Regions from separate parts of the Homo sapiens genome. Here region 1 is linked to region 2. A link is a loop called in an ENCODE intact Hi-C map of the cell type or tissue named here. Cell type or tissue: CD4-positive, alpha-beta T cell. All regions are shown on one strand. Region 1 overlaps FHIT (fragile histidine triad diadenosine triphosphatase). Region 2 overlaps FHIT (fragile histidine triad diadenosine triphosphatase).

Evidence for each region. Peaks named below come from ENCODE experiments on the same cell type or tissue, not always from the same donor. Only the 100,000 strongest peaks of a DNase experiment are listed, where the experiment ranks them.
Region 1: it touches region 2 in a loop (2.3-fold over the local background); 1 of 110 quality-filtered maps calls a loop at or near these places.

What each region holds. Positions count from the first base shown.
Region 1 is chr3:59,896,367-59,898,866 of GRCh38, reverse strand. The region is part of intron 8 of FHIT (fragile histidine triad diadenosine triphosphatase); the gene reads left to right. LOC105377113 (a long non-coding RNA gene) reads right to left here. Exons shown (of 3, transcript XR_007095936.1): 3 at 1-2,500. Among named protein-coding and RNA genes, the nearest start is that of MIR548BB, 720 kb to the left of the region's middle. In CD4-positive, alpha-beta T cell, no CTCF peak of the experiment used is centred here; no DNase peak of the experiment used is centred here.
Region 2 is chr3:60,063,363-60,065,862 of GRCh38, reverse strand. All of the region lies in intron 5 of FHIT (fragile histidine triad diadenosine triphosphatase), which reads left to right. Among named protein-coding and RNA genes, the nearest start is that of MIR548BB, 550 kb to the left of the region's middle. In CD4-positive, alpha-beta T cell, no CTCF peak of the experiment used is centred here; DNase peaks (open chromatin) are centred at 852 and 1,452; H3K27ac peaks cover 688 bases.

The sequences.
Region 1 (2,500 bases), 170 kb after region 2:
CATGTCATGTTCAATAAATACTACCAGCCATTATTATTGTTGTTTTTGCAGCTATTATTGTCACTGTTGTTATTTTACTAATGTCGGTGAGAAATCAATGTCTGAACTTGAAATTTCTGTCTCTTCATTCATTGTCTGGTGTTGTAAGGTCACATGGCTGCAGGAGAAAGACAGAGACCATAAATGACAACAGTGGACTAAAAGTACCAAAAAAAGAAGAAAAAAAAAGATTCTGTAGAGGATATTTATTATCTAAATGATGCAGCTGCTTGTTACATTCTAGTTCATTGTTGCCAAGCCCAAATATGGGACTAAAATTGCCAGATCTAATATTTGTTTCAAGAAATGTTGGAAATCTGTTTTTAACATTGGTAAGCAGTGTCTACCAAATACACACACACACACACACACACACACACACACAAACATACACACGCACACATATATACAAATATGGTGAAATACTATCAAATCTGAAGGTCATACATATTGACTGCCCCTTATCTGAAATGCTTGGGCCTAGAAGTGGTTCAGTTGTCAGATTTTTTTTGGATTGGGAAATATTTGCGTATACATAGTGAGATATCTTGGGAATGGGACCCAAGTCTAAACACAAAATTTGTTTATGTCTTATATGGACCTCGTACAAATAGCCTGAAGATAATTGTATGTAATATTTTAAATAACTTTGTCCATGAAACAGAGTTTTAACTGCATTTTTACTGTGACCCATCATAACACTACATGTGGAATTTTCCAGTTGTGGCATCATGTCGGTGCTCAAAAAGTTTCAGATTTTGGGCTGGGCACCGTGGCTGATGCCTGTAATCCCAGCACTTTGGGAGGCCAAGGCGGGCAGATCACAAGTTCAGGAGATCGAGACCATCCTGGCTAACACGGCGAAACCCCGTCTCTACTAAAAAATACAAAAAATTAGCCAGGCGTGGTGGCGGGTGCCTGTAGTCCCAGCTACTCGGGAGGCTGAGGCAGGAGAATGGCGTGAACCCGGGAGGCGGAGCTTGCAGTGAGCCGAGATCGCGCCACTGCACTCCAGCCTGGGCAACAGGGTGAGATTCCCTCTCAAAAAAAAAAAAGAAAAAAAAAGTTTCAGATTTTGGAGCATTTGGAGCATTTCAGATTTTCAGATTAGGGATGCTCAAGCTATATCTGGTTTGCAGCTTCTTATATAAATGGAGTAAACCTTCCCCTGGGAAGAACTTTTCTGGTAAGCTGTGCTTATATTTGTTCATGTCTAAAGATGGCTTCATTATTTCACTTGAGCATCCAACAAGTATTTATCAAATAATTCTCATGTGCCAAGCACGGAACTGAGTATTTAGAGATGAGTCAGGCAGAGTCTGTCCCCTTGAGAGATTCTTGATGTAGTTGGAAGGACCAACATACCATAAAATGATTGTAATAGAATGTGATAAATGGTTATCATTAAAGCCATGAAACCTGCTATTTAGGGAACAGGAAGAGGAAGGGGATTCTGGAGGAAGAGACATTTGAATTGGGTCTTGAAGGACGAGCAGGAGTTTGCAGACTATAGGGAGGGTGTCTAGAGCTGTGCTGTGCAATTTGGCAGCCTGTGGCTAAATTTAAGTTAATTAACATTAAATGCTTTGCAAAATTCAGTTTCTCGATACAGAAGCAATAGACAGTGCAGAATTAGATCATTTCCATCATTGCAGAAAGTTCTTTTAGACTCAGCTGTGGTGTAAATAAGGACACAGATACCCCAAGACTATATAAACTTTAGAACCCTGCAAGTTTTGGGGATGTTGTTGGAGTGATAAGAACTGCAGTTGGAAAGGTGGGTGGGAGGCAGACCAAGAGGAACTGCATGTGCTAATTCAGCATGGTTTGTCACAGCCTCTGACTTTGCTTGACTCTACATGCTACCATCAACTCACCCTCCCAATCGTTGCTAACATGTTTCTGGCTTCTTTCCTTGTTGCATTCAGATATATCACGTGGTCCAAAAAAAGCAACATTACACTTGCGTTATGTTCCAGATTTCGTCAGTAATGTCATACTCGTATTCTTGCCTCTGATACTGCTTGTGAATATTAAATACCTTAATTATTTTCTTTCACAGTAATAAAAATTATAAAAGGAAAACACACTTAAATTTATTTTCATGCCATGCTGGTCCACACTGCTGAACCATATTTGGAAACTTACAAAATCATTGCTATGGTTATGTATTAAGAATTAGTAAAATTATTTCATTATACTTTCATTATTTCATTGTCTCTTTGCTTGTAACAGATTTAAAAATATAGGATGAACTTTAATTTAGTACTCATAAAGAGAACGAGGGAGATTTATACTAACAAACTGTTAATTTAATTTCTGAGTTACTCTTGGTGCTAGATGAACACTAACTACCCTCTATTATTCTGATTTTCAGTCTTATGTTGAATTGATCGCAGTTAAATAAAGGATGCTATTTGGAGTTTAATTTGAAAATTCTAGGCAACTCTTTTGTAAGTGA
Region 2 (2,500 bases):
ACTGGAAAATCATATGCTTCCCCCGAGTATTCCCCAGCAGATTTTCACTGGCTTCAAGATGGTCTGAGAGAATGAGTAGTTGGCCATGGGATGGGAACAGGCAGGAGAAAAAGGTGTTAGGAATGAGCAATGGGCAAACTGAGCAGAGTTTCCTGCTACAGGAAGCTCTGTAGATGTGTAATTCAGTGCAAAATAAAAACTCAATAGACTGACTTGAGAAGCATCTTGCCTCTAACTGATTAGGTCTCACTTTCTTGCTGTGTAAAACAAAGGGCTTGCCTAGGGGTAGTCTATATTTTCAGAAGTTTTCCTGTTATAGCATTCCAGAATTTCTCAGGTACTTTTATAATGATTAAGAGCTTTATGATCTCAAACACAGCATAATTACAGAGAGTTACTGGGTCCTAGGTACTTAATGTGCATGATCTTATTCAACCCTCACCATGCCTCTGTGAAGCAGGCACTATTATGCCATCCATTTTACAGATGAAAGAAGTAAGTGCAGGTTAAGCCTCTCGGTGACATGGTTAAGGTGACAGTTAGATCATGGCCAGGTCAGGATTCATCCCAGGAGCATGGCTGATCCCAAAGACATTTCTTTAAGTACTAAGCATTCTAGCTCATAAGGTTCCTCCACATTCTAATGCTTTCTGTCTTCTTCAACCTGGCTGTATGTGTAATACGCATATTTTCATGATTCTCATTTTTCCAAACTTCCTAGTTTTGGTCTGGAAGGTCTTCTCTTTTTGTGAGTTGATTGCTCTTTGCCCAATTTATGTCCTAAAGAACAGTCTCAGGGCAAGGCATGAGACTTGAATCAGGAATGAATACAGTGAGTCATAGTGCCTTTGAGGCCAGCTGTGTTTATGTTTGAATGCCACCTCCCACTTGCTAGATGTAGATGTGTGACTTTGAGTAGGGTAAGTGTTATATCTTTAAGTGTCAATTTCTTCATATGCAATGGGAAGATTATGATATTAACCAATGGCATTTTAAATGAGAAGTAAATGAGATAATACTTGCGAAGTGCCTAACACAGCATGTGTCAGTGTATTAGAGAGTTGATAACTGTGAAAATGGTTAAGGTGAAAGGGATGTAAATGAAAATACAAACAAAACTGGATTATTTGGCAGATCCTAAATACTCTTTGACCAGTATAGTCTCACATTGTTCTCCTTCATTCTCAGTGTGCTTGTGTTGTGTGTATGTGCACATGCAAACTTTGCTTTTCCTCATGTCTGCTTTGTGAGCTAGAGTCAGCTATAGCTATGACAGCTCTAGAGCTGCTCACATGGTAGGTAGGTTCTGTCTGTCCCTGTCCCTCATCATTCAGGGTGTGGATGATACAATGACTGTTTACTATGCGGTCAAAATTCTAGAAGTACTGTCTGTAGCATGGAAACAGAGTCTTCTCTGCATATTTTCAAATGCAAGATAGAGATGGCAGTGGTGGACAAGGTATGAGGGTGGTTTGGTTGGGGGTGGGGTGCATCAGTTATACTGTGTTCTTTCATTGCAGCTAAAAATTTCAAAAATACCACCCATTTCGGAGTTCAGTGAAGTAAATTCTGAGAATCCAAACATCAAATAAGAGTTATAAACAACATAGTTTTATTATTACTAGGTAATTATTTTACTTTTATGTTTCATTAATATTATTGATTTAAATCAAATTAGCCATACCTATAACTTCAGGCAGGAAGGAAAGGTATAAGAGGAAAATGAAAACTTTCCTTTCCTTCTCTTCTCTGACATGCTGGCCTCTTGTCCTCCAAATATTACCATTGTGAAGTTTCTTCTGTAGCTTTTCAGAAAAAGAAATTATGCACATGTTGACATCTAAACAAAACGACACGGAGCCTTTAAAATCTTTACTTAAATGGCATATTATATACATTCTTCACACTTAGCTTGTTTCAAAGCATAGTATATCTTGAAGAGCAGACCTACCTCATTATTCTTAATAGCTGTACATATTGTTTTGTATTGATAAATCAAAACGCGTTTAACCCAATGGATGGTATATGGGTTTTCTTCTCCATTTTTTTGTTTGTTTTTATGGGCAATACTACAAAGGACATTCTTGCACAAATTCTGGCATACTATTTGGAAGTATATCTGTAGGGCAAATTCTTAGCAATGCATTTGCTGGGTTAAAGGGTTTGTGAATTTGCCATTTTGCTAAGAGATTGCCAAATGCTGGATATGCAAGAAATGTTCTCTCTCAACAACCAGACAGAAGGAAAATCTCTTCATTCCTTTCTTTTAATTTAATTTGCTTATCTTTCAATGGCCTTCTAAAAAAATTGAATGGCATGTTTTTTAGGTAGATTTTGTTTGGCAGTCACTCTGGGCCTCTGCTTTTATTAAGGGAGGGAAGGCAGATGAGCTGTGGTAAACATGGATAAGTCAGTGTTCTGGCTTCCTCAACCAATGTGAATTTGGATGGACTATTTTTTCTAGTTAAAGAAATCTCCATATGCTATGGTGATGTATCTG